Regions from separate parts of the Homo sapiens genome. Here all the other regions are linked to region 4. The links are chromatin loops, found by intact Hi-C in ENCODE. Cell type or tissue: IMR-90. All regions are shown on one strand.

Region 1 (4,000 bases), 320 kb before region 4:
GATTTGGTAGAAACCCTGGCATGAGATATTTGTGCCAAGTACCATTTCGGATTGGTTTACACATCTGAAGTATGGCTGAGAATTCTGCAATTATCTAGTATATTAATCATCTTAGAAAACTCAGGACCCTATGACTTGTCCACCCTGCTTTAGAAATAAAAATGTATATGGTTACATGGAACCTACAATTTACTGTGTTTATATAAACACCCCAGGCATATTTCCTTTCAAAAATGAAATGAATGATATGATTTTTTTGTCTCCTTTAAGCTTTGGAGGAAGGAAGTAAACTAATGAACTTTATGCTCTTGTAAATGTAATGCTTTGCATCATAGGACACCAGGTCAGGTTTGTACATTTACTTAAGTTTGTGTGCACTTGTGTACGTGTGTGTGTGTTTGCAATTAATTTGTCAGGTAAATTACAGCATATAGGAATTACCCTCCCACTGCCCCTTCTTTCTGGCAAGCAATACTGTTTAAAACACATACTCATGATCAGAATTGGGCTAAAACATTTTGTAGAGCTTTATTTATTTAATGAGATACCACTAAAGCCTTAATACTGTAAGGCAAATATTGCAGTGAATGCCAGTATTTCAGTATATAGTAGCATATCCTTGCCTTTCAGTCTGTTAAGATTGACTAACATTTAATTACCTTGCCTATGTTAAAAAAGGAAAGAAATTACCTTATAGGGATATGCAAGCTCCTGAGGTTTCTCAGCTGTGAGCCCAGCCAAGTTGCCCTCCTCCAACTGGCTACTTCCCTCCTCAACACACAGAACCTTATACACAACAGTAAATAACCCTCAATAAATTTGAATCTTATCTCAATCTAAAGACACCACCATCATTATGGGGGAATGTTGTTAGTCCTCAAAACCTCAGTCAGTTTAGAACAACACAGCAGTATCCAAACTTTTTGGCTTCGTCTGGATATTGTTACTGCAAGTGTTGGTGCTGCATTCCTGGATGCCGTTTACAGAGTGATTTCTTAAACATTGGTTGTGTCACAGTGCAACTGACCAGTTTAAAGCCTTTTGCTATTTTGCTCACAATCAAAGAAACCAGAAACATCTAATTAACGTTTACCTCATTTAGAGTTAGAATCACCTGATTATTTTACTACATTTGGAATAAGCATAAGAGATGCTTTTAATACGACAAATTTTAAAACTATCTGGATTAAAACACCTTTTTATTCACTTTTTTATTAAGATAAAACTATAAATTAATAATTAGTCTCCTATTAGTCTTAAGAGATTTTTCAAATGACTTTGGATTTTAAGATGAAAAAAGAAAAAAAAAGAAGCACACATTTAACTGAGTTTGTTTTGTGTGCTTGTTTGTATATTTAGACTGTGTGTACTAGAAAGAACCCGCTTTGGGATAGAAATAAAGACTCTTTGAGTTCTCACCCTGTATTGGGGGGGTTTCTGGGTACCTATGTATGTAATTTGGACATTGATGATACATAAGTGATATTTATCTCAGTTGGTATAGAAGGTCTCATGAGTTATCTTGACAGCTGCATAACTGTTATCCACTGTAAACTCGCTTCTTTAGGTTAGTGTGGTTAGTTTTTTTTTTTTTAAGTTTCCGCATAATCATTGGGGAATCTTAGCATTTAACTTGCAAACGCTTCTCAGAGTTCTGATACCTGAGGCGGCATCACAAGAACGTTATCTACACCAGCCCCATCTTGGTAGGACTGAAAAAAAACAAACAAACCAAGAACAACACAAAGAAAATGCATGTTAATGTGGCTGAATATTCATTAGAACCCTGCGGCCTGGGGCTGGAAGCACAGTTAGGCTGTGTGTTTACCAGGCCACCCGAAAGGCAAGAGGGCATAAGGCACTTAGAAACAGTGGCTCAGCTCAAGCAGTGTTGTCTTTGAAAAGTTTTCATTTTCCCTTGAATCAGCTACAGTCTCTTACTTAAGGTCACTGCAGTTTGCAATCTTTGGCAGAAGACTTCTTCCTTTTATGGTAGTGGCAGTCTGACTTTTTTTTTTTTCCCTTTTGGAAGTGTTTTCCTCTCAAACTGCCATTATCTTCCAAACCTGTTTCATGTTACAATTGTCAGATGCCTCTTTTCTGAATTTCTTAGAACATAATGCAATGAGATGTATATATATATATATCTTTTTTTTAGCATGGAATTGAAAGTCATATGGTTATGATTTGAGAATGTCAAGCTTGATTTTTTTTTTCAGAGGTTTTTTTTAAATTTTTTTTTTTTTTCAAATTGTACCTTTTTCTCTGGGCAGTGAACTCACTGCAGAGACATCAAAGAGAATGTGTACTGGATCAAGGTGATTTTTTTTCGACCACATCATTGCCAGCTGTGGTGTTTATGATTAGAGACAGACGTTCCAGACACCTCCGAGTCCTCACTAAGCGTCAGATCTTTAACGGGATCCATCCCAACTGAGTGACACTAAACAGACAGCCAGAGGGGAGTTGGTGGGATAGAACAGGGAAGAGGGCGGGTGAGGGTGAGGGAGGCTTTGGTGCCGGGTGCATTCACCAGCCAAGCTCCGCTAATGCCAGGCTGCAGGCTGCCCAGAGGCCCCGTAGCATTCCTTTCAGCACAGCTTTCATTAGCCAAGGGGATGACTGGAGCCCAGCAAACACAGTCATTGATCCTCTTCTCACCGGGCGCAGGGATGCAGTGTTCAGGTCACAGCCCAGTCGGCTTTGAAGCGGCTCCATTTCAGACACTGACAGCCACAGACTATTGGCTTCTTGGAGCTGACATGATTCCCTCTCGGATCTCCATGCTCTGCTCCATGCAGCTAATGATGTTGAATTCCCTCTGGATGTTGCTTCCACTTGCAATATTAACACTTGTTCAGTGGTCCTATTGATGCAAGAATTATGTAAATAGCCAACAGTACTGATAGCTGTGCATTAAAGGGAGTTCTCTTTCCTCCCGTCTGTTCCCTTCTGGGTCAGTGTAACTGCCAGACAGTTTTGCTGGTTCCAGAAACCAGAATATATATCTGGAATCAGTAATCAATGTGGTGGTTTGGAGTTCAATAATTGGAATTTTTAAAATCAAGATGATCTGCTTATCCAGTGATTGCCATTAGCAATGAAGAAAGAAATGGTTTTGTTGACAACTACTTATTTCTCTCTCCATGTGAAAGTGTTTTTTTGTTTGTTTGTTTGTTTTTCAATTCTGTCATCATCGAGACGTGGATCCCTTGCTAACAACAGTTCCTGGTGACTATAGAAATTAAGACTCCTTAGAAGAAAAATGTTATTATTACAATTCAAAAAAGAAACAAATGTGCTCACCTGTTGGTGGGAGGACAACTGAAATTTGCATGTCAACTGTAAACATCTGAAAGATAAATAAGAGAGGAAAGAAAGTTTATGATACAGATAACAGATTGCTAGTACAGAGCTGCTTTTTCAGAACCTCTCCTTTATTACCAGTATTTTTCCCCCCTTTTTAAAAAAAAATCTAAACAATTAGATGTCAGCATTGGGTGAAAAACACATAACAAAAGATTCTGGCTTTTGCTCATCATTCTGATCTCCCTGCTCTGCATACTGAAGCCCCACTTCCTTTTGTTGTCCTCCCAGTGGAATTTCAGCCACTCAGACCAGTCAGGGGTGTGTTGGCAGCTATCCTCTTTGAATGGTAGAGAGTACATTTATTCTTTGCACAGAAGGAACATGAAAATTTGGTTTGAAACCTAGTAACTCTCAGGCTGCATGGTCTGGAGACAATAGAAGTATTTCATCCCTTGAAACCAGACGAATCTTGAGTAATCAGGTGAACCTGCCTTGCTGGCTGGTGGTGCTTCACTGAAGGGTTGGACCAGGGTGTAGAAAGGACTTTGGTGGTTCAGATTTCCACTGGAAAACTGTGACATCCTGCCATCTCAGAGAAGAAAGTTGCAGGAGATAGCCACACGTATAGGTGATTCCTGCTTATCTGGCTAATAATATTCTTGCTAATATTTTTGAAAAGAAATTAGTTTTG
Region 2 (4,000 bases), 320 kb after region 4:
AGGGTCATAAACTAAAATGAAAAAGATTATTTTAAATCTCAACATGTGAAAGACACACTAAGTTTTAAGAGATATTTCTCCTTTTAAATACACTAAAAAATAGAGTGCTATTGAACAAGGACAGTCTCTTTTGAAATATCATGCTTCCTATAATTTACATAATGTTGATAGTTTTCTTTTTTTAATGAAGGTTTTGGGCATTAAAAGGACACACTGAATTTCATTTTGTCAGATTAAGAAAAATAACCTTAAGGAAAAAATTGATCACAATAATATTAATACAATAGTGACATAAAATAGAAGGATACCTACAGCATCCGAAAATGAATGTTTCTAAAAATAAGTTTATTAGTGTACTTTAAAGTTATTTGAGTTCTTATGATTTGATATTTTAAGTTTTATAAATGAAATGACCCAATTTGCACATCTTACAATGTTCACTAAAACTAAATATTAAAGGGTAAAATACTCTTCAATAGAAAACACAGATAAGTTTAAGCTTTGCTGAAATTAAATTACTTCATAAGAAATGTTGGATATATTTTGGAATTAATATTGAGATATTTCAGGTATCTCTTTTGATGTTTACAACTAAAGTGATTTATTATTTTATTTTTTTTCTAAAATTACTTATTTTCAAACAATAAAAGCAACAAATTGAGACTTGCTTAAAGAGGTAACAGCCTAGTGTCTTATTGTCCTCTGCTGATAGGAAAGTATTTTCTTTTAATACTGTACTTTGCCATAAAACACATTTTTCCTTGGTAAAAACACTTTTCTGGATTATTTTAATAGGCTAGTTCTAGGCTTTAAAGAAAAAAACAATATTTTGTAAAGTATACTGTTACATGATAGAAGAAAAATGAAGAAACATCTATTTGCATCTCCTTTAAATTATTCACAATACTTTGAGGCTTTCATTCTCTCCAGTTAGTGCAATTTATTTTTCTATATGTCTCAGTAGCAAACAATGTTATTTAGACTCTAACCTGGCATGCTACCACCTCTGGCCCGCCCTTGAGCCCCTCCATTGCAAAGGTCTCCAGGTGCAGTTTGGGTAGCTGTAGGGTGAAGTCATTCCTACTTGCCGCAGACCATGACAGCGAGATCTGATCTCTGACCTAAAGGGAAAAAAACAGCATCAATGGTAATTCCCCTTCAGACACATTAACTGGGATGAACTGGGTCCCCTTGAGCCCACTGAGTGGACTTGCATTGATCGCTGGACCTGAAATCCATGAATAAATTTAGGACTAATTGATTTTTCGTTGCAAATAAATCTCTAATTCAGAGTGCTGGGGGAGAATGTTAAGAAGAAAAAGCATCCTCCTGCTTGAAATGAGGGAGGGGAAGAAGAGTCACTAGAGCTCTTCTGATCAAGAGGTTTTGAATTATTTTTTCACAGTTCCACCCTAAAAAGGAAGAAAAGAAAAAACATTCACAAAATCAAAAACAACAGCCATCTCCTAATCATTATCACCTGCTTAGTAACATGTGGTGTTTAACTGATATGAACTGATACATATTGGACAAGATAGTTATTAGGTACTAGTCTTTGAAAAGAAAACTTCAATAACATGTACTCTAGAATCAAAACAAATATACTCAACACAAAAGGAGACTTAAAAATATACAAGAAAGAGGTTTGTTTGCCCTTTTCACTCTTCTAGAATTGCAGGATTTTATTAAACTTGAGTCTTAATGATTAAATACATATAAACCAACACAGTCACACAATTTCTAAACAATACAACAGATAAAATCAGTAGTATTTGTACTCTATTTTAAGTATTCAGAAAGCAACAATACAAACACATCACCGATATGGGAAAAACACCAATTCTCTAGTCAGTATGGAATCACATGCAGTTGATATCACACTGCCACCTTCTGGACAAATGAGAAAATATTCCTTATATAATATAAATGGAAACATTCAAAAACAGATATTTTGGTTTTTAATTTCCAAACTTAGTAAAAGCCTTAAGAATTCCATAGTTTCGTTTGCATTTAAGAACAAAAAGCTCTCATTTTAATCATATAGTTTAATAATAGGAGTTTTCAATACATAGGCATATTTTCTAACTTTCCTTATGCTTGGAATAGGTTTTAAAATTTTATCTATTTGTTACCATATACTTAATAAATATTATACAATTAGCTCAATGCCACAGAACAAAAAGTTTTTTATCAGGTAGCGAAGGTCAAAAACAAGGTTAACTATAAAAATTGCATTAACTGCTCAAATAAATATATTTCTATCTCTAGTTTTATCCAAGCAACTTCAAATATAACTTGGCAAAAATACAAGATAGAAAATTTCTCCTCCATTTTTCTAGCCTACTTGGGAAGCTTGTAAAACTGTTTGAATTATTTTTATTGTATTAATTAGTTCCTTAGGATATACACACATTTCACAAAACAAACTCTATTGAGTTTCTTTAAGCCAGCAAACACACACAAACATATAACGGCATCTTTAACTGTTCACGCTAATCTATGGGCATAAAAATCCTTATATGTCCCAAGCTGATCTGAAGACTTTCTGTCAATAAGAGAATGTCAAAGTGTATGCTGTAAAACATACACTATGATGTAATTTTTATAATGATGTGAGTACCACATGCATGCTGGAGTCTCAATTCACAATGTATATTTATCTGCAACAAACACTCTCCAGAGTCTTCACTCAGGATAAGAATGCTGTTAAACTTACTTAGCATAACAAAACAAATCGTATTTTACAACTACATTTGTTTTAGGTTTTATATTTTACATGTATGAATACCTTCTCTTGCTTTTTTTTGTCACCAATGTGCACTCAGATAAAAGAAAACATTAATGTGGATTAAGGTTCTGAGAATTTATCAACATCAAACCACTAGTGTTTTGCCTTCTACCCTTCTGAACCACAGTCAATAGATCTAAATATTTTACTGCACCCTGGCCAATTCATTGTTTGATGTTTAAAAACTCACCCAGAATCAAAGAAAATTTATTAAATTTGAGCCCCCAAATGAGATACTATTAGCTTTGAAAGTCAAGTTTAACTGCGATATTGATGATTCTCTTTTTTCTGTGACAAAATTCACTAGGGAAATCCTGGATGTCAAAGTACAAAAGCAGATTGCTAATACGGGCAAAGAGAGGGGAAAAAAACCATAAGCAATGTAAGTATAATCCACAACACAGTTCGAGCACTGGAGGTCCTTTAACCTGATTAGCATCAGGCACCATACTTCATCCACGAAGCTTGACATACAGTGAACAGTAAGCCACATTTTATATTCTCTAAATAAACTTTATGAACATTGTTAAGCTGTGGCATCTTGCTTTTGAAACTGATTTATTGTCATTTCAATATTTTTGGTATAACATTACTTAATTTGCCAAATTAAATAATTCTTTATATTGAATAAAAAAAACTTGCAAAATGCAGCTATTTTTGCTACACCTAATGATGAACATCATAATCATTTGAATAATATGCATGCTTTAATACTTCCATTTAATTACAAATTATCTGTTGAATCAACTTGACAGTGCCATCAAGAGTGAGAGACCCATGATATATAATAGATGCAATATCACAAATACTTCTACTAAAATTTTAAGAGTTTTTTCCACTTTTAAATTAAACGAGAACTTTGAGAGTAAGTATCTAAAATGTTCTCAAATATTTCTAGGAAAAGTTTTTAGAAAAGTCTTGTAAAAGAATTATCCATAATTTTATTTTAATGAGTAAAGGGAGTGAAAGCATCATGTTGAAAGAATCCAAAACAGTGACACTAAGACAAGCAAAAATAAAATCATGCAGCAAAGGAGAAGAAAAGAAAGATGACAAGAAACGGAAGAAATAAAGGGTAGAAGGAAGAGACTTCAGAAAGAATGCAGAAGGCAAGTCTGAATTTCAAGGTGTCAACAGGGAGATTCAACACAGAACAGTAAGAAAGGACTCTTACCTTGTTGCATTAAGTTCGTTCATGAAAAGAAATAGAAC
Region 3 (4,000 bases), 230 kb before region 4:
ATGAGGGGATTCTTCTCGATGACATTGACGGGGCGAGTGACAGTGGGGAGTCGGCACACAAGGCCGAGGCCCCTGCCCTCCCTGGCAGCCTAGGGGCTGAAGTTTCAGGATCTCTTATGTTCAGCAGCTTGTCTGGGAGCAATGGTGGGATCATGTGCAACATTTGCCACAAAATGTACAGCAACAAGGGGACCCTGAGAGTGCACTACAAAACTGTGCATTTGAGAGAAATGCACAAGTGCAAAGTCCCAGGTTGCAATATGATGTTTTCCTCTGTACGAAGCCGAAATCGGCACAGTCAGAACCCTAATCTCCACAAAAACATTCCCTTCACTTCAGTAGATTAGTCTCAGAATGGACACTACAAATGCCAGCTCTCACCAGATGGCCTACGTGTTTGAACTGCCATAGTCAGTGTGCGCTTATGTACTTGGGGTGTGTGTGTGTGTGTGTGTGTGTGTGCATTTATGTATGCTCTGTGGCTACATATACACACACGTATTTCCTTGAGATAAACAAGATAAACACTAGGTGCTTTTGAATTTTTTTCACTTCCCTTTATAGTTTTGGGAAAGGAGTGGGATCTTTGATTTCAGGGTGAAAACAGAGTACCCCTTTAAACACACACACACACACATGCACATACACACACACACACACACACACACACAGTGTGCAACTAGCCCCAGTTTTGACAGAATAATTCTTGGTCTTCCCCAAAGAGACAATTTGTTGTACCCATGACTGTTGCCTGCAAAAATAAAAGGGAAAAAAAAGAAAAAAGAAACAAAAAGGAACTTCTTATAGTTGTCTTTTGTGAACTTTAAGGTTTTGAAAGAATCTTCAATTAAAGCATGGCAGATTCACCTGTAAATATTTAGCCTTGAGGGGCCATTGATGTAAAACAATTGTATTGATGGTTGTTTAACTTTTTTGTTTAATTTTTACAGTTACATCCAGCTGTTAGATATGCAGGAAAAGATAGTTTGCTGGCTAGCTCTATTCATTTATGTTAGCATTAATGCACATTTTTAAAAAAAGAAAAAAACATGGTCTTGTTTTTACTACCTGTTAGATATAGTGCTAAAGAGGTGCTGGCATGCTTTACAGCACAGATCTGATTTTTTAAAATGTCCTGTACTAGTACATAAATCCCGTCATGCACTTTTTTTCATACACTACAAGGGGATGTGTAATAACCATGCTTCTTTTTTATCCTTAAACTATTGCCATACTTCAGTAAGTGTCTTTTTTAAAAAAAATTCACTTGTATAAAAATGGTCTGGTCAGTATAGGGCACAAATGCCAAACAAAGTATTAGTGTTAACACAAAACTGCCAACTTTGCACAAGTTTCCAGAAAAGAAAATACAATTAGTCACTCAACATAACCACAGGCCAATTTGTTGGCCACCAGAAAACCGCTTTTTAAAAAAACACTTGGTGATTCTTTCAAGTGCCGAATGTTATTAGAATCAACATTGCATCCTTCTTGCTTATACGTTAAGTTACATAAAAGGAAAACAAAATTATGTGGTGTGAAACAGCCAAGGCATTTATTCTTCAGAGGCAGGATAATATTTCAGGATACAAAAGCCCAAATTACCCGCTACGGAACAAAGATGAATACAGTAAAAGAGTCGAACACTCATTTCCAAGGCCCTAACCCTTATCCTTTAAAAAGAAATCCTCTGAACTGGGTCGGTCTGTTGTATGGCTGTCTAATTTGTTGCAAATTCTGCAGTCGTACTATAATTCAGGCCTGTTTGGTAGACAAAATCAAAAGGCATTTAACAGCAGCAGTACTTGGAAGCTTTGAAAACATGTGCTAAACTTGAATGGAGCAACACTCCTTTCTGAAAAGCCAGAAGAAGGGGGTTTTAAAGCAGGATCTCTCAATGTTCAGTGTTTTGTGTTTCCCCACACGATTTGTCAGAGAGAAATGAAAGCAAGCCTGAAACCAAGCAATTGAGAGTGAGAAAGAGGAGAGAGACTATTCTCCAAACCTTTTTTGTTTTGTTTTGTTTCCGATGTTTACACATGTTGCCTGAGCTGGTTAACCACATCGGCAGCCTCAGCTACCACAACATACTGACTAAATGATGATATTTACTCAAGTTCAGTCTGCAGCCAAAACCATTAGGGTGTGCATTGCAGACTGTTTTGTTGTCTTTTTTTTTTCTTTTTTCCTTTTTTTTTAAGTGGAGGGGAAAAGAAGAGATAAACAAGGAATATTTTGTCAAACAGTACACAATAATTTAAAGAGAATGTATTTCTTTTTTGCATTTAATGGCCTCAGACATTTCTTTCATCAGTCTAAAAGTTAGAAATATCCCTTTATTTTAACTTTTATGTCGTTTCCATTTTTCATGTTTTTGTAATTATTTTTTCTATGTTCACATCAGCATTCACTTCCGTTAAATTTGCCAAAGGAAACTGTTAATATGTTTCTGTTGTTATTATTCCTGTAGGATTTATTGTACCTCACAGTATTTATTGTTTCCCAAAATAAGCATCATTAGTTGGGGATTCAGTATTTTTGTTGTGAAAATTTCAGAAACAATAGATTCTTAAAGATAAGCTAGCTATGTCTAGGAGCTTTATCTTTTCACCTCCTTCAGAGGATGCTATGGGGTCCATTTTAATTCTTCATTTGTTCTACGGGGAGGAAAGACCAAAAGTATTTGCAGTACAAAAGAAACTATATCAAACACTATGTTAAATGACAAGTGTTTATGGTAAAAAGCTGAGGAATTAGTAATAATCGTTTTTGTTTTCTTGTACTTTGAATTCCCCAAAGTCTTAATTGCTTTATTTTGGTGTTGTGTTAAATTGAACAGACAGATGTTTTCCTTTGTTTTATACCATATAAGACTCTGTACAGTATGTTTGTGAAAGATTGAACTAGAATAATGAAAGTTTGTTTGCAAACATTTTGGTCCTCTCAGCGTTCTCTGTGTTGTGCTGTTGCCCCATTACCAAATGGTTAGATTCAAAAAGGGTGGGAAAAGATTTTTAATATCCCAACAAAACATTATAGAAACTCTGGCTTTTGCAGTGTGCATAGACTACATGTAGTTTTATGAAAATAAATACACATTTTTATTTCAGCAACTTTGAAAAGTTACACTCAGTTGAGTTACTAGAACTCATCTTGTACAACAGCAATGTTTAGTCTGTTTAATTTAATGTCAAATAAAAGGTCAGATAGCCCTCGTGAGTGAATTACATAGCTGTCGGCAGTCACATCAGCAAATGCACCAGGCTTAGAACAAATGTTTGTTACTTGCTGCAAACCAAGCTAATGTGTATAGCCAGTTAGAAAAAGTCCAGAAGTAATGAGATTCTAGAAGTAGAGTTTCCCTTGCTTGGAAACATGAATGTGTTCACCTGTGTTTTGTCAGAGAAGTGGCAATAAGTCCTGGACAGCTGACACTTTTTAAGTATCTCCCCTATTTGCTACTACTTTTGTGCCTCAAGTGCCCAGTCGTTACGGTGGCCTTCTAAATGAGTAAATAACATTTTCCAATATAAAGCCTATTTGCTTAAAAGGGACAGGGGAGTGGATGGATGTAGTACATGCAATGGAAAATCATAAAATGTACAATTCTTCTGTTTCCAAAGTATTGCTCGTTCTTGAGTGTGTGCCTGAGTGTCTTGTTTTGACTTAACTAGAATTCTAGTTAAGATGGTGATCCCATGGCTTATTTGCAAACAGGAAGGATAAAGAGATCAGCGTTTTAGTCATGGAGCTCATCTTTGCCCATTCCTACTCATTTGCTTTTTCATAGGAGTTTTTTGTTGTTAAACAGTTTCTCTCAAGCCACATGCATTCTATGCTGGCTGAAAATTAATAGTGATGTAGATGTTCATCCGACAAGCTTTTCCCCATGTGATTGGTTTTAGCCAGAGTTTATCACAGGTACAAAATTAGGCGGTATGACTGTGCATGTTCTCTAGCTGATGTTGAAACTTGTACTGTCTTGATCATTTAAAACTAT
Region 4 (4,000 bases):
GAGCATGGCTTTGGTAATAAGACTCTGTCATCATTAGGGAGCCATTTTATTTTTGTGACACTGTCATCCCCAGGTCCCAGCACACCTGATTACATAAGTGGCTTTTCTTTCCTGCCTCGTCTCTGTTATTACTTCTAATGTTTTTCTGCTTCTGAAGGATGGGAAGAATGAAGCCTATCTATGAACAAGGCCTCTAAGTTGGGGACTGGAGTAGAAAATACAAAACAACCTTTCCCTGTCTCTGTGACCAGCTGGACTGCCAGTGAGTCCCTGTTTTTATTTCTCCAAGCCCAGCTGAACATACCTATTTTATCGGTTGACTTTGTCAATGCAAAGCAGCAAGTGACACTGAAACACCTGTGTTTTGAGGCCCTGGTCATCTAAATTTGCCTGTGAAAAGTAGATGACACAGTAGCACAACACTGAATCCTCCCCCATGTTTTAGCCTGAAAGATGCCTTTGCTTATTTACTTAAAGAAAGGAGGGAAAGGAGTGGCAAACTGCCTGTGTCCTGAAAGACTTTAGGAGTTATTCCTGGTGCTCTCTTTCCGTGAACTCGGAGGTTTGGGGATAGGAGAAATGAGAAGGAAAGATGTGTCTCCAGAGTAAATGGTGAGATCTGCTCTCTCTGCTCCTGCCCACTCCCATATTGTATTCTCACTGAGGTCCTAACCAGCTGTTCTTAGAATGGGGGCTGGGGAGGGTGAGAAGTCTGCGGCCTCACTGATGCTGCTGGGGACAGATGTAGGTCCAAGGGTGATCATTTCTGCCAGGCAGAGGGGAGGGAAATTTCTGATAAAAACAATATAACTCAAAGAGAAAGGGAAGAACCAAAATCATGCCTGGAATGTAGGGAATTCACAGGGATGGGAGAGAAGATGAATAAAATGTCTGAAAAAGACACGGGAGGACAGGCAAGCAGCACATCTCCACCTCTGATTCTGCTCAACAGAACCCATCTCTTCCCATCAGACAATGGCAAATACCTGGGCAATCGTCAGCCACCTCATTCTCTGACCGGCTGTGAACCTAGACCCTCACAGTGTGTGTGTACATGTGTATGCAAAGCAATTAAAAAGGAAGACTGAAGACGAAACAAATCAATGTTTTTACAGATTCATAATAAGTTCCTTTCCATATATTTATTTATTTTCTCTTTCGCCACTAAAGATGCAACAGCAAACTTGCAGGGAGCAGTTGTTGCCAGAGGGTGAATCATGGCTCTATTGATTTGATTATGTAAAAGCTCAGAGGAACCTAAAGCCAGATACAGAAATATCTCATAGCCCTGAACCCTATGGGACACACACTAGTAAAAAAGCAATCTTTATATTGTTCCTGATAAAAGCATCATTAGTTTCCTCACAGTGAAACCATTTCTCTGCTGATACAGTATATGGTTTTCTTTTTCTCCAGAATCCACTCAGACATAATTAACACTCAGTTACTAGACTTGAGGTTCCCTGGGGTGACCTGCTCAAGTTGGGGAGGGGGGTGAGGGGCTAGAGATGGAAAGAAAGAAAGACTGAGAGAGAGGTGGGAAGGGAGGGAGGGGGCAGGGAGGAGAGAAGAGATAGGAGAAGGAGGGAGGCAGAGGCGGGTGGGGTGGGGGTACAGTATCGAGAATCTATCCTTCCTTGGCCTTCCTGAACACCGCCCCGTTGCCTGCACTGCGCGGGAGAAGAGAGCCAGCGCGGTGGCGCCCTCTGCTGGGCCTGCTTACCCTCCTCGCCACGCAATCTGGACCAAGCCCCAAGCCATGCAATTCCGGGGACGACTCTCTCCACCCCTCGTTCTTTGCTTCCTTAGGAATAGCACTCCAGCCATCGCCTTCCGGTGAGAGAAGTCTGGACTGACCTCTCTGCAGACAGACAAATGCCCACAGACGTGCTCACAGTTTGTGCTAAAACTGCAGCAGCAGCAGCAGCAACAGATAGCAATTATGCTGTGCCTCCTTGTCCCTGTCAGTGTAGGCAGTGGCTCCCTGAAAAGCCCTTGAATAAACAGTGTTGCTGGGGTCAGCAGGGCTGGCCTTGGATGGGATCTTAAGATTTAAAGGTTTGGAAAAATGGAACCTGGAAGGTCCTTCCATATCTCTATTTGACAGCTGGATGGCTAATGTCTATGAGCCCCAGGGACAGGTCCTGGCTGCCCACAGGAATGGGCTCTGGCTCAGAGAGCCTGCATACCAGGGGACTCTGTGTTCGTCTCCAACTGGGCCTCAGCTTCACTAAAGATAAGAGAAGAATGCCAAATGTATTGCTCATCCTATGGACTTCTAAGCAAATAATGGCCCTTTCAGGAAAAATAAAAATTGTTGATTTTAGAATTCCTGGATGTGAATTTGAATTCACTAAGACAGAAACCAAGTCACTTTACAAGGAGGCTATTCTTGCACCTTTCATGTATATTAACAAGCCCATGGATGTATATACAAACACATACATGCACACACACACACACGCACATGCATATGGTGGGTATTAAAACATAAATGCATGAACACTTTCACACACAGGGACACCCAACCAGAACCACATGTACACAGACCTCCAAACACATATATACAGATGTCTTCATGTAATCCCATATGGACTGCATCTTCCAGCCACAGACTCACCCTCCCCGCCTTCCTCCCTCTGCTCCCAAGTTGTGTGAAACTTGGGAAATTTCCTCTGGGAGTCATTCTGTTGCTCTATTGTTCCATCCTGAAGGCCCTTCCAGGGACCACTTCCCAGACAGCAAAGTCTCTGTGCTCCCACTGGCACCAGATCTCTGTACGTTCATTAGTTTAGGCAGATCACCGGGGATTTCAGTAAAGATTTCTGGAAAAATTTAAAGAGCAAAGCTCTGAGGTCAGGCAGGCTTAGTAGCTAACAGCATGGATTCTGAGCCAGATTGTCTGCATGCACCCTAGTGCTGTCATGCACTAGTGGTGTGCCTTGGTTGCCTCATCTATAAAATGGAAATAACAGTACCTGCCTAATGGGGTTGTGATGGTCATAAAATGGGTTAGTATTCAGAATCTGCTGGAACAGTATCTGACATATAATAATCACTACATAAATCTCTCTCAAATAAAAGTACATAACCCAGGCTGGTTGTGCTATTTCCTGAGTAATCCTGGGGTCCTCTTCCCCTATCTCTCATTAGGTAAAAGGAAGAAGAGAACACAAAGAAATGATGACCAGGGCCATGCACAGTGGCTCCCACCTGGAATCCCAGCACTCTGGGAGGCCGAGATGGTGGATCACTTGAGCCCAGGTGTTGGAAACCAGCCTGGGCAACATGGCGAAACCCCATCTCTAAAAAAAATACAGAAATCAGACGGGTGTGGTGGTGCATACCTGTAGTCACAGCTATGAGGGAGACTGAGGTAAGAGGATCACCTGAGCCCAGGAGGTCAAGGCTGCAGTGAGCTGGGATTGCACCACTGCACTCCAGCCTGGGTGACAGAGTGAGACCCTGTCTCAAAAAAAAAAAAAAAAAAAAAAAAAGGGAAGAGAAAGGAAAAGACATGATGACCAGACACATCCTTCATACTTTTTCAGTCTTAGGGACCCTTTCCTGTACCTCATTGATTAGCTTTATTATATGTTATAATAGCATCATGACCTGCAGTCAGTTTGAAAATCTGCAATGCCTCCTCATCTGCAAAGCCTCTTGAAAATCCCTTTTAGTGTACATGATTTTAAAAGTCAGATATAGGCAACTTTTAAACCTCATTTGTATTTTTATTTTACTTCAAGTTCTGGGACACAAGTGTAGAACTATTTGTTGCATAGGTATACGTGTGCCATGGTGGTTTGCTGCACCTGTCAACCCGTCATCTAGGTTTTAAGCCCTGCATATATTAGCTATTTGTCCCAATGTTCTCCCTCCCCTCGCCCCCACCCCCCAACTGGCCCCCATGTGTTAAACCTCATTTTAGACATTCATTTCAACCTTCTCCATTGATTTTTACCCCTCTTTCAAAAGTTAGAATTGTCAAAAAGTAGAA
Region 5 (4,000 bases), 150 kb after region 4:
TTGGAAATCCTGAACCTCAGACACCTGGTTCAGATCAAAATAAGTACTAAAAAATCTTCATTGCCCTCCCTTTACCATGAAACAAAAACCCCAGCTTCTTCGCCTGACTTCTACAGAACATTCCCAGCCTCAGTCTATCTTTCCCACCTAAACTTCCTTTTCTCCTGCATGAGCCATTTGCTCTAGACACCAGATTATTTGCTGTCTTCTAAAAGCTCCTTCATTTTATTTCCTCTGCATTTTCTCTCAGGCCTTTTCCCTGCTCCCAAATGCCTCCCTGCTCCCACTGACCTAGTTGGCCAAATCCGACTAGCTGAAACCTCCACTTCTTCCATGAAATCTGTCCTGAACACACCAATCTGAACAGATTTCTCCTTCCTCTGAGCCCCTGTGGCAAAGGAAGCCCATGTGCTTACTCACCTAGTGCTGCCTTCTGCTACTTTGCCCAGTGTCATCTTGAACTTTCATTAAACATCTTTCCTTGTCATATTTTAATGTTGGGCACCCAATTCTGTCTTTATACCCTAGAGTTAGCTACACACACAGTAGCTGCTCATTAAGAACTTGATGCTTAGATTTGACCCACACGCTTGCAAACACCTCTCCTCAAAAGAAATATTTCTTATGTATAAAGCAAGGGAACTGTAGAAATTCACCCCATCAAATATTTTTGGCTGAAAAAAAAAGAGAGAGTATCTTTGCAGAGTCTCAACAGAAACTATGCATGTGAATGTGTGTTTGGGGTACAGAAGTAGAGAGAAGCTTGTTAATTTTAAAGCCACATAGCATGTTTGGCTAAGACTGTTACTCCATTTGTGTATTTCAACCACGTAAAATACACCCTGGGATTCTGGACTGAGAGAAATAGCCATATAAGGAGAAAACAAGGCATTCCCTATAGCTGCTCTTGTAAAACACTCTATGATTTAACCCTCTGCTCGGACAGATCCAAGCTCCTGCACTTTACAACTGCAAACAATCAAATTCCTGGGAGGAGCTCAGCGTGTGACCTGCACCACTGGGCACAAACAATCACAAACAAAACCTGACAGGTCACCTATGGGGCAGCATGACCAAAGCTTCGCAGCCGCCTGCCTTTCTCTCTGCGGTGGGCCGTCCCAGCTGGAGCAGGCACTGAGATGAGCTCCAGCCCAGAGACAACTCTGAGGGCTCATTAATCCCTTTCCTTCAAGAACTCAGGAATCTGAGGTCTGCCTCCACCTTCTAGATGACAGTCCATCAATCTGCAGAATCCCTTCACTGGGGAGGTGTGGGAGGGAGAAGTGGGGGGATCAAGATAAGGAAAGAGGGGCTCCAGGAACAGAGGCAGGACTGGGCAAAGCGTTGGCCAGCCTCCAACACGATGCCTGTGGCTCTCTGGTGGAGTATGCGTCTGGCTAGGGGCCTCTGTGCTATGCAGAGGAGGGACTGTGGAGTGAGGGGGTAACAGGGCACCCAGCTGGCCCTCACCTTCCCTCCCTTCATCTTGATTGCCATTAACAACAACTCTGTGAGGTGCAGTTTTCTAGATGATGAAACTGAGATTCTGAAAGGTTCCAGTGTCCCTCACATGTAATGAGTAGGCGATGATTAGAAATAAGCTTGTATGCTGTGGCAGACACTGCTCATTTTCTTCTGTTATCCGGTCCAATCTCCTTCCTTCTGGCAATAGAATGAACACAACTCCACCTCCACCCCCCACCCCATTACACACACACACAGAAGCAAGGAAGATGGCTGCCTGGCTGGAGATGGTATTTCCCAGACACCCACGTAGCTCAAGGGGGGCCATGTGACTGAGTGATGATTTCCAAGAAGAGGGACATGAGTAGGAGTAATGTGTGCAAATTCTGGGTCACATCTTTTTAAAGTAGCTGCTTGCCTTTCCCATGGGCTGGGACGCAGATGTAAGAATGAGGAAGAGGACAACCTTAGGGGCTACTGGAGTAGCACAGCAGAAGGAGGCTAGACGAGTTTATGGAACAGCGCCACCTACCTTCCTGGGGCTACCGACCTGCAGGGAAATTAGACTGTTCCGTGAGGAGAAATAATCAGCCTCCTCTGAGCCACTGTATTCTTCCATGTCTTTGTGACAGCCATTTAGCCTACATTCTAACTAACGCATGTGACTTTCTGCAGCCTCAGCTGTGTGTAAAGAATCTTGAGGCCACAATAGCTTGCACTAACTTAAAACGCAGAAGGAAAAAAATCGTAGCCAAGTTACATAACAGCAGTACTCACATGCCAAAATCACCCCCTCCCTGAGTCAAGGCTGGAATAGGGGCCTCAGCCACATGAGGGAGTCCTGCACAGGTGACAGCAAAGGTCAGAGAATCCTGCTCTCTCCTCCCCATAGGAGTTTACTACGGAAAATTTGCCTAAGAAGGACCCTGAACCTCATTGAGCTGGAACCAGAAGCACTATTTGGACAACTCTCATTATCATTCCCAAAATGACTTGTTGAAAAGTCTTCCTCACTAATTTTTAAAGTCAGCTTTACTTCCCTGAGACAGATGTGTTAAAACATCTACTATGATTATAATTTCACAGTTCCTCTTGGGACTTCAAGTTTTGAGACTATCATATTATATATATACTAAAAGTGTTACATTTTGTATAACAACCTTTATCAGTAATCATAAATTTCGCCCTTTAGTCTGGCATAAGTGTAACTATATTCAGCTTTTTTTTTTTTTTTTTTGGCCTGATAGGTCTTTTTCTATTTTTTTTTCTGTTTTTGTTCTTTTCTTTGCCCTCATATTTTCTCTTATAAAACCACATAGATTTTAATTTTTTCATCCAAGTTAACAATCTCTGTGTTTTAACAGATACATTTAGTTCATTAACATTTTTTAGGGTTTATTTCTGCCATCTTAGTTTGAGCTTTGTGTTTACTTTGCTATATATGATCTTTGCTTTCTTTTTTCCAAACTTTTAGTGGGATTGATTCTGATTTCTTTATTTCCTCTTTTCCTGTTCTACTGATTTGGTAATTATCAGTCTTATTTGTATTTCTGTATATACATACAGATGTTTTAGATGTTACCCTTACATTTTTAACACACATACTTGACTTTGAAAAGTACAAAATGTCATTTCTACTTACCTATCAATCTTCAGAGCTCCAAACATCTCCCACCCATTTTATCTATTATTGTTGTCAAATATATTATTTTCACTTTTATACCCTTAAAATCTGTCAAGATTATTAACTTCTACAGACAATGCTTGTTTAAATTTAACTTCCCCTCTTAGAGCTCATCCCTTCCTTTCTAGTTCAATTTTCTTCTACTTGAAATAAATCCCTTAGCAACTACTTTACATTTTTGGTGACCAAAACCAAACAAAACTTTAATTTTATATGTGTTGTTGAGTAATAGTTTAGCTGGCTATATAATTGCAAACCGATAGTGATTTTTCCTAGTGCTTTGGGTATGTCATCTTCTTGACTTTTAATATCTGTTGTTGCTGTCAAGAAATCTGCTGCCTAATTATATTTCCTACAAAAAAAATCTTCATTGCTTTAAGAACTTTTTGGCATCAGTATTTTGCAATTTCATTATAGTGGACTTGAAGTTTGAATTCACACTTACTTATTCAGCTCATGACTTACTGTACTTCCTGAATCTTATGATATTTATCTTTTAGACATTGTAAAAAAATTCTCAGTCTTTTTTCTCTCTGAATATTTCTTCTCCTTCATTTTCTATTTCTACTTCTAAACGCTTATTCTCATTCTTTCCTCCATATCTTTAGTTACTCCCTCACATGTTTACGTTTTTGTGATGCATTCTGAATTGGAATTAAATCTCTTCCAGTTTACTACTTTTTTCTTTAACCATATCTAATCTGTTAAAATTGATGACAATATTTATTACTTTTAGAAGTTTCATTTGTTTCTTTTTAAAATCTCTATTTTATTTTTTCATGGTACCTTATATATTGTCATAATTTATTATGTTTTCAATTCCTAATTTTATGCTTTGAATCATTTTTAAAC
Region 6 (4,000 bases), 440 kb before region 4:
CTTTCCATGTTATTAATAACTGAGTTTTAATGCTTTTATCATAATTTAATCATAATTTTGGCTCAGCCATATTAGCTCTTTCTTGATAGATTTTACTGTGTAATTTAATAATCCAGTTTTGGACTTTTCCCACTTAGACTAGTATTCTTTATTAGATTTAACATGAACTAAGTGCTATAAATGAGTCAATATTTTTTTAAAATTATATGTCTGTTTATCAGTGTACTGTTTCAAGTCTATGTATTAGTTAAGTCTGTTCTTCAGGCTTGAACATAGGCATACCTCCTTTTATTGCACTTGGCTTTACTGCACTCTGCAGATACTGCATTTCTTTTACAAATTGAAGCAGTGGCAGAGTTTGAAAGAATTGACTCCAATTTTGAAAGAAGTCCTAGTGTGGATAACATGCTATCCAAAGCATCAATGCTACAGAGAAATCTTTTCTGAATGGAAGAGTCAATTGATGCGGCAAACCGTCTATTTTATGAGTAGACACCACAGCCACCCGTCTTCATCAACCACCACCCTGATCAATCAGCAGCCATCAACATCTAGGCAAGACCCTCTGCCAGCAAAAAGATTACACCTCACTGAAGGCTCAGACGATTGTTAGCATTTTTTAGCAATAAAGTATTTTAGATGTATGTATGCTGTTTTTTTTAGACATAATGCTATTGCACACTTAATAGACTACAGCATCGAATAAACAAATTTTATATGCACTGGGAAACCAAAAAAAAATCATGTGACTTGGTTTATGTGGTGGTTTGGAGTGGAACCTGAGTTCGTCCGATGTTTGCCTGCAGATGCTCATCCTTTACTCTTTCCCCACTACTGTTGGTGCTCCCAGTTCTGCTGTCTGCCTTTATCCAATTGTAAGCCTCAATGTGATTTCTAGATTCACCCTAAGTACTTGCCCTTGATCAGCCCAGCACTGAACTCCCCCAAACACACAAACATTAAAGTTCATTTAGAAAGAGTGAATTTTAGGAAGAAACCACAGAGGCCAAGATCTTCTCTAATTAATGTAGTGAATCTTCTGAATGTAGTGAGTCTTCTGGCCATTTTTTGAGTATTACATTGATAGCTCATTCAAAACGAAAATTATTCACACAACTATGGTGTAAATAAAAAGATGTGATGTTAATATAATTTTTGGATTAGATTATTGCCGAATCAAGCATCTTTACAACATTATAGTTTAGAGTAATGTGTTTGGCTAAATTAGGCAATAAAAGTAAACATAAAAGGTAAACCTTCCCGATTAGTCCTTACATTTGACTTCTCTGTATGTGAAACACTGACAAAAACCAAAAATAATTTCACTACTCTGTATTTATTTTTCTGATTGAGACTTTGGAAAAGTCAAGAATGACAACGGTAGGTATTTCTTTTTTGCAGAACAAGCCTGAGATGGTACTTAGGTGCTTACATACAAGCTACTGATCACTTAATGACATTAAAAAAATTTTAATTACTTATTGCCTTCAGACACTACAGAAGTTTAAAAATCCTACTATTTCCACTTAAATTTCTAGACCAATGCTGTTGGACTTTCTTTCCCTTTAACAGCAATGATTATCCAGTTGAATGTTGTTTCACAGAAAGGAAAAGTGCATTTGTGTAAAAATATCTGGGGCTTGCCAGGGAATCTTTTTCAGAATGCTTTGTGGTTACAAATGAAGCTTATTGTTGTATAAATGGCAAGTTTAAAATCATAGAACTTTTTTGCAGTAGCTCATGGCATGAGTTGATAATCTGCGAATTGCTCTGCGTGTGTGTTTGTGTGTGTTCGCATGCATGCCTCAGCCCATCTGTAAGTAGCTGGATCCTGTGCCGTTCCTCCCCCTGTTTCCCACCTCACTTATTTAGATACATAAATACGCACACTTTTACATCTAAGGCAAACCCCAAAAGATGCATGTGGAAGGCTGGATGTGGGAGAGAGGTGTTTTCCTTTAATTGACCTCTCACGGCGTTCCACTTGATAAAGTGACAACATTTTCTGAAAACTTAAGGTTTTTGAATGTGTGGATTTTCTCCCTACCACTGTAATTTCTGAAACTTTCTCTAAACAAGATGGCTGGCACATTATGGGGACAGAGCAGAGACATAGAACAGAGACAAAGCCGCCCTGAGAAGGCAGACACACTTATATTGCTTGTGGTTTTTCAGTACAGCTGCTTTCAGATGAGCCGGCTTGTTCTAAGCTGGTCCCACTGCCAAAGCAAGACTGTCACACAGCTGGTAGTACTTACTGTACTTGCGGGAAAGTATGTGATTCATTAGTTGGAACCGTATGTTTTTCACCAGTTCTGGTCATGTTTTTGTTAGGATGTGGTAAAAACACAAGCAGGGGGTGAAGGGACAATGGAAACATGTGACTTCTTAAGGATTGGCCTGAACCCGTTATTAGCTAAATTGTACACCGTAAAATGTCCTTTGTACCTCATAAGACAAATGACTTAATTTTTTATTCCTCAGTTGAGGTCATTCAGTCATAAGTGGTAAAAATTATCAACACTGAGCTCTTTTTCTCTTTTTACTTTCTGCAAAGTATTATGATCCGTTTAAACCCCAAATTATAATATGAAGGGAAGTCATGCAAGTAAAAGACATTAATTTGCTGAAAAATGCCCATGACGGGTGAAGAACTTTAACTGGAGTGAACTCTTGCTACTGATAAAATATGAGTATGGTATTACAGCTCATAAGAAACACTTCTAATACCACAGGGTGTGAGGAGAACAATAAATGGGAGTTTCTTTGTCTACACATGATCAAGCAGACTCAAATTGTATGGCTGGAGGATTGAGAGACTAGTCTTTTAAGTAATTTTGGTGTCATTAATGGGCTTGCATCACAGTATCTCTGTAATGCTCAATCCTGGTATTGTGCAGAACTGCTGGTGTGAGCCGCATTGAATATTGGCCTGTTATCACCAGGTTTTTGAGCTTGTGAATATTTTACAACTGCACAGGCCGAACCATATTCTTTGGAAAATGAATGCCATTGCTGCTGTGTTGTGTTCTCCTTACATAGGAATATGCTTTGACATTTGCTTGCTTCTGCTTCATTCTGACACTGGAGTTGTTTTACTTTTGTCCCCACTCCCATAGCCTGCTATTGAGACAGGTGGTATTTTCAAAGTCTAAGTAAAATATTGGCAGATTATGCCTCTACCCTCAGACTCTGTTTTTCAACTGTTCCCTTCTAAAGTTCTGCACCGTTCATGCCTCACTACATACACTCCAGCAGTTGCTGGACTCTGCAGAATTAGAACCAGGTCTGTCTCTGACAATTAGCTCAACTGGCTGCAGGATAAATAAAGGAATGCGCTCAGGGGCTGTAGTCTGTGACACAGTGTAACAGAGCGTAAAAAGGTGCATCTGTTCCATGCCCTGATTCAGTCGCCTCACTGTCACTGGGAAGTTACCGACACGGAGACATGCCCGTGCTGTTTGGTAAACAAGCGGCAGGTATTAAATTAACAGGGCTGTGAGTGTGCAAACGTGCTGCTTTATTAAAAGCCCTGCTATCTTGGCTCACTGCTGGGTCACAGGCAGTTGCTAGAGCATCTAGTAAGATGACTCATGGCACTGCATACTTCAATACCCTGTTCTCGCTTCCTTCCAGAGGGGACCGTTGACATTTGAGAGCCTGATTACGGAAGGAAAAAAAGGAGAAAGAAAAGAGAATACAGGGTGTGTGTGTGTGTGTGTGTGTTTGCCTTTTACGTTTCGTAGGCTAGGCAAGAAGGAGATGAGGGCCAGCACCCCAGAGCCAGGTTTTAGTTTAAATTGGGCTTCTGAATCCAATACTAAATTGCAACCAGGTCTCTGTCTTTGTTGTTGTTTATTTTCTCTGCCTTTCTGTCTCACCCTCCTCATGACTGCTACTTGATTTGTGGTTGAAATAATGAGGGGATAACTGAGAGATGAAAGTTTTGCTCTGTCTGCCTGCACTGGGTGGGCACCATGCATCTTGCAAATGTACTTGC
Region 7 (4,000 bases), 140 kb before region 4:
GGCTTCTGTCTCTGATCATTTCCCCCTTCTCCACCATCTGGCCAACCTTGTCTATATACATGCAATATGATCCTGTTATTTCAAAGGAATCTCAGAGCTGTCTTTACTCCATCTCCTGTATCCCCTGTAACTCTACCTGGTAGTTCAATCTGCTGAATTCTGTATTGGATAAAACTCCATAACTCACCCCCTTCTCCCTGTTTTCTTGGCCCCAGGCCTAGTTCAGGCCCTTCACGTCTTGGTTGGATCATTGCAGTAGTCTCTGACAGGTTTCCTGATTCTTGCTCATTCACCTTTCCATACACCTTTCACACTAATGGCACTCTTCACCAGGTTCACGTTAGCCATATCGTAAGCCTTCAGGAAGGGACTTAGACTTTGGTCAAACCCGTCATGGTAGGCTCGGGTTCTACCTTTATAAGAATGATTATGGCTGGAATTAGGAAGTTACTCATATCCCCAGGGCAGAGAAAGAAAGGCCAACTGTGTGTACTAGAAATCACAGTGTGTCACAAACCTTAATGCCCATATGAGTCACCTGGGAATCTGGTGAAAGTGCAGTTTCTGATTCAGCAGGGTTGGGTTGGGGCCTGGGATTCTGCACTTCTAATGAGTTGCCAAGTGAGGCTGATCCTGCTGCTCCATAGTCTGAATAGTAGGGTATCAGAGAGCAGCTTCAAGGACAAAGGCAGGGATTTATCCAGTCACAGTCTTAGGCCAGGACAAGGGGAGCTGTAGAATAAAGTTAAATAAACACAACACTTTATTGAGCACTAGCTATGGGTTAGATGCCATGCTAAATGTTTGTTTTGCATCGTCTCACTTAATCTTTCCAATAACCCCAGAGGCTTCATGGCATTATTATTTATACTTCCTATATTAGAGAATAGAGGCTTAGCAAGATGAAGGAACTTTGCTCAAAGTTACCCAGGGCTGGGAGTCCAAGATCAAGCCCGTTAACAACTGTGGAGTCCAATCATGAGTCCCTAGTTTGAGATGACAGGATGGTATTGCATTTATATAGACAAGGTTGGCCAAAGGAGAAGGGGGAGATGATCAGGGAAAGAAGGCATGCTTTCCATTTTGGACACGTGGGCTGCTGTGGTCCATACAGCCCTTGCAGTGGCCTACCTGGAGCAGGCAAGGCCAGAATCAGGAATTCTTGCCCTAAACAGACACTGCCAGTAGAGTTACACTCAATGTAGACTCTCAACAGAACTGAGAGTTCTCACCCTGGTTCTAGAGCAAAGGACCAGTGTGATCCTGAGCAGCCATTTTCCCTTTCTGGGCTTTTTTTTTTTTTTTTTTTTTTTTTTTTTTTTTTTTTAATCTGTAAGGCCATGCGCAGGGCTGGCTATATAATTTGCAGGGCCCAGTGTACAATAAATATACGGGCCTCTTGTTAAAAATAAATTCTGAATTTCAAGATGGCGACAGGAGAGCTTTAAATGAAGAGTAGGTTCTCCCAAGTGTGGGGACCTGTGTGACTGAATGGGTCACATGTCCCTGAAGCCAGTCCTGGAGACAGGGTGAGCCCATGTGATATTTAATGTCCTTCAAGCTCTATTATTCAATAATATTGGTTTCCTTTTGTTTTCTGCTATTATTCCCTCCTTACTGGTTTATTCTTAGGTCACCATGAAAATATTTGAGACAGCCTTTCCACCTGACCGTGTCTCTCTCTGGCATCTCATAGAATCATCTCTCTCCCCGTTCTGTCTGCTCAGCCATCCGGAGACCTTGTAAGGACCACTGTGTCCTGAATGCATGAAACCCTCCAAGATCTGTTGGCATCTTAGAAGGGACAAGGAGCAGATGGCTTGGAGGAAGGAGAACATGTTATTTTGCGGTCCTGTAACTCACCCTTTTCAGATAGCTTCTTCATTTCCCAATTCTTTCCCAACTTTTCAAGTATCAGAACGGAGAGGCAGTGAGAATGAGTCAGCAGCTCATGCCCTGTCCTTGGCCAGCACCCCCAACCCCAGGGAGTGAATACCTCAGTTCCCAAACTCTCTGAGTCAGGGAGGTCACTCTGAGGACATCTGCCTGTTTGTCTAAACCATGCCAAGCAAGCAACAGCTGCTGAATGAGCCCAGGAGGCATCACTTCCTGTCAGCCAGGGGACCAGACCAGGTGGCCTCCTTGCCCTCCTTCCTGACTCCTGCCACACTGCCCAGGTATCCCAGTACGGGGAGGGCATTTGTTTTCCCGTCCCATTCCAGAGATTCAGCCTAGGGACCAGGAGCATCTTCTCCTGGGATGCCGAGCATTAGGTTTATCCAAGAGTGGAGGCAACCCCCTGGACAACCCAAACCCTGGAGAGACAGACAGAGCACAAGCTCAGTGTCTGGAGTCCTGGGGTCTCTCTTGGGTTTTACCACTGACCTTAAGCAAATCTTATCACCTTGACCATTGACATGGTTAGGCTTTGTGTCCCCATCCAACTCTCATCTTGAATTATAATCCCTGTAATTTCCAAGTGTAAAGGGAGAGACCAAGTGGAGGTAATTGAATCATGGGGGCTGTTTCCCCCATGCTGTTCTCATGATAGTGAGAGAATTCTCACAAGACCTGATGGCTGTATAATGGGCTTTTTCCCCTTCACTTGGCACTTCTCCTTCCTGCCACCTTGTGAAGAAGGTGCCTTGCTTCCCCTTCACTTTCTGCCATGATTGTAAGTTTCCTGAGGCCTCACCAGCCATGCTGAACTGTGAGTCAATTAAACCTCTTTCCTTTATAAATTACCCAGTCTTGGGCAGTTTTTTACAGCAGTATGAAAACAGACTAATACAGACTAAACAGTTTCCTCATCTGTAAAGTGAGAAATCTTCTTTGTCCCCTTCCCCAGGTGGAATGAAGTGGTCATTTTCTGGGAGCCCAAAACATATGACACATGACTTGATCTGGGCACTTAATCCATTGTAATCTGGTTGGCTAATTATGTATCTGACTCTCCATCCAGAATATCAGCTCCTTAAGGACAAGGAGCACCTTTAAGTCTTCCCCTGGTGCCCCATTTAGCTCTAGCCCTCCATCATTCTGTATCGTACATGCTTAGACTGCATTGAGAGGGGCTGCTAGTGTAGAGGAAACAACTGCATTTCACACATTTATTAAGGTGACATTATGACATCACTGCATATCCACCCCCTGCAATGCTTGAGGATAGATTCAAACAAAGAGAAACCCATGATCTCTAGTCACGATGCAGGACCAAATAACCGTAGTTATAAACATGCCCCATCCCATCACTCTCTGTCCCATGCCGGCCACTCACCTGTGCTGAGTGTTTGATCTTCTGTTATCTGATGACTAAAGTCCTGTGTTCCATTGACACATGTCTTGGGGTAAAGACAGATGCTACAGTGCATTGGCTAAGGACCGGCTCTATGGGAGAAGCGGAAATGACAAGGTGCCAGCCATTCTCCACTGCGTCCGTGCAGAGGTGTGCTGATTTTGTGAGGGTTTTCATCCCCACAGGGGGATAGGATCCCCCTCCTTATAGGGTGAGCAAGAGAGAGATCTTGTCAGAGGGGGAAGTCATTAGACCACTTAGTGTAAGACAGGCTGGCATTTACCAGAGTTGTCTGGGAACACCAGCTTCCAGCCCCTGGAGCCTTGGGACCTATGTGGTGCCGCAGTCTTCCTGCAGAGGGAGGACACTCAGTCCCATGGGCAGGAGAACTCGGCTACAGACTACCTTCCCCTACTCCCCGACAAACCCTAGGGAAATTTGGGGCCTTTGGTTCCAGCAAGATCATTGTCCAGGTAACCCAGAGTGTGCACCAGGGTCATTCCAGATAATCCAGGTATTTTTGTTTAGGCCTGGACCAGAGTAGATGGGAGAACGATACTTCCCTAGGGTCAGGCTGGTGGGAAGGGGATGCAAAGGCAGCAAACTCAAGAGAAGGCCTCTCTCAGGGAGAGCACGGCCATCTGATCAGCTGCCCCTCCACGTCAGGAGACTTTCCGTCCTGGGGCTGATTTGGAAGACTATAGA

The links. Peaks named below come from ENCODE experiments on the same cell type or tissue, not always from the same donor. Only the 100,000 strongest peaks of a DNase experiment are listed, where the experiment ranks them.
Region 1: a loop joins it to region 4, with 3 times the contacts of the local background. A loop is called at or near these places in 8 of 110 quality-filtered maps.
Region 2: a loop joins it to region 4, with 7 times the contacts of the local background. A loop is called at or near these places in 7 of 110 quality-filtered maps.
Region 3: it touches region 4 in a loop (6-fold over the local background); 9 of 110 quality-filtered maps call a loop at or near these places.
Region 5: it touches region 4 in a loop (2.2-fold over the local background); 3 of 110 quality-filtered maps call a loop at or near these places.
Region 6: a loop joins it to region 4, with 2.5 times the contacts of the local background. A loop is called at or near these places in 7 of 110 quality-filtered maps.
Region 7: it touches region 4 in a loop (3-fold over the local background); 5 of 110 quality-filtered maps call a loop at or near these places.

What each region holds. Positions count from the first base shown.
Region 1 is chr9:16,513,965-16,517,964 of GRCh38, reverse strand. The region is part of intron 5 of BNC2 (basonuclin zinc finger protein 2); the gene reads left to right. Among named protein-coding and RNA genes, the nearest start is that of BNC2-AS1, 210 kb to the left of the region's middle. RefSeq lists enhancers at 1,487-2,047, 2,062-2,628, 2,629-3,197, 3,293-3,875. In IMR-90, no CTCF peak of the experiment used is centred here; a DNase peak (open chromatin) is centred at 1,954; H3K27ac peaks cover 2,296 bases.
Region 2 is chr9:15,871,653-15,875,652 of GRCh38, reverse strand. CCDC171 (coiled-coil domain containing 171) reads right to left here. Exons shown (of 26, transcript NM_173550.4): 24 at 990-1,121. Among named protein-coding and RNA genes, the nearest start is that of CCDC171, 320 kb to the right of the region's middle. In IMR-90, a CTCF peak has its summit at 1,879 (motif pointing left); a DNase peak (open chromatin) is centred at 1,862.
Region 3 is chr9:16,415,336-16,419,335 of GRCh38, reverse strand. It overlaps BNC2 (basonuclin zinc finger protein 2), which reads left to right. Exons shown (of 7, transcript NM_017637.6): 7 at 1-4,000. The coding sequence ends at 347. LOC124902125 (a long non-coding RNA gene) reads right to left here. Exons shown (of 3, transcript XR_007061425.1): 3 at 3,960-4,000. Among named protein-coding and RNA genes, the nearest start is that of LINC03041, 140 kb to the right of the region's middle. In IMR-90, no CTCF peak of the experiment used is centred here; a DNase peak (open chromatin) is centred at 2,045; H3K4me3 peaks cover 624 bases; H3K27ac peaks cover 762 bases.
Region 4 is chr9:16,190,065-16,194,064 of GRCh38, reverse strand. No RefSeq gene overlaps it. Among named protein-coding and RNA genes, the nearest start is that of LINC03041, 84 kb to the left of the region's middle. In IMR-90, a CTCF peak has its summit at 1,714 (motif pointing left); DNase peaks (open chromatin) are centred at 1,214, 1,764 and 2,224; H3K4me3 peaks cover 224 bases; H3K27ac peaks cover 2,686 bases.
Region 5 is chr9:16,037,568-16,041,567 of GRCh38, reverse strand. It overlaps a transcript of CCDC171 not described here. Among named protein-coding and RNA genes, the nearest start is that of LINC03041, 240 kb to the left of the region's middle. In IMR-90, a CTCF peak has its summit at 1,998; a DNase peak (open chromatin) is centred at 887; H3K27ac peaks cover 1,693 bases.
Region 6 is chr9:16,626,405-16,630,404 of GRCh38, reverse strand. The region is part of intron 3 of BNC2 (basonuclin zinc finger protein 2); the gene reads left to right. Among named protein-coding and RNA genes, the nearest start is that of BNC2-AS1, 98 kb to the left of the region's middle. RefSeq lists an enhancer at 2,908-3,441. In IMR-90, no CTCF peak of the experiment used is centred here; DNase peaks (open chromatin) are centred at 1,794, 2,294 and 3,614; H3K4me3 peaks cover 401 bases; H3K27ac peaks cover 2,523 bases.
Region 7 is chr9:16,334,052-16,338,051 of GRCh38, reverse strand. No RefSeq gene overlaps it. Among named protein-coding and RNA genes, the nearest start is that of LINC03041, 60 kb to the right of the region's middle. In IMR-90, no CTCF peak of the experiment used is centred here; DNase peaks (open chromatin) are centred at 541 and 2,011; H3K27ac peaks cover 1,889 bases.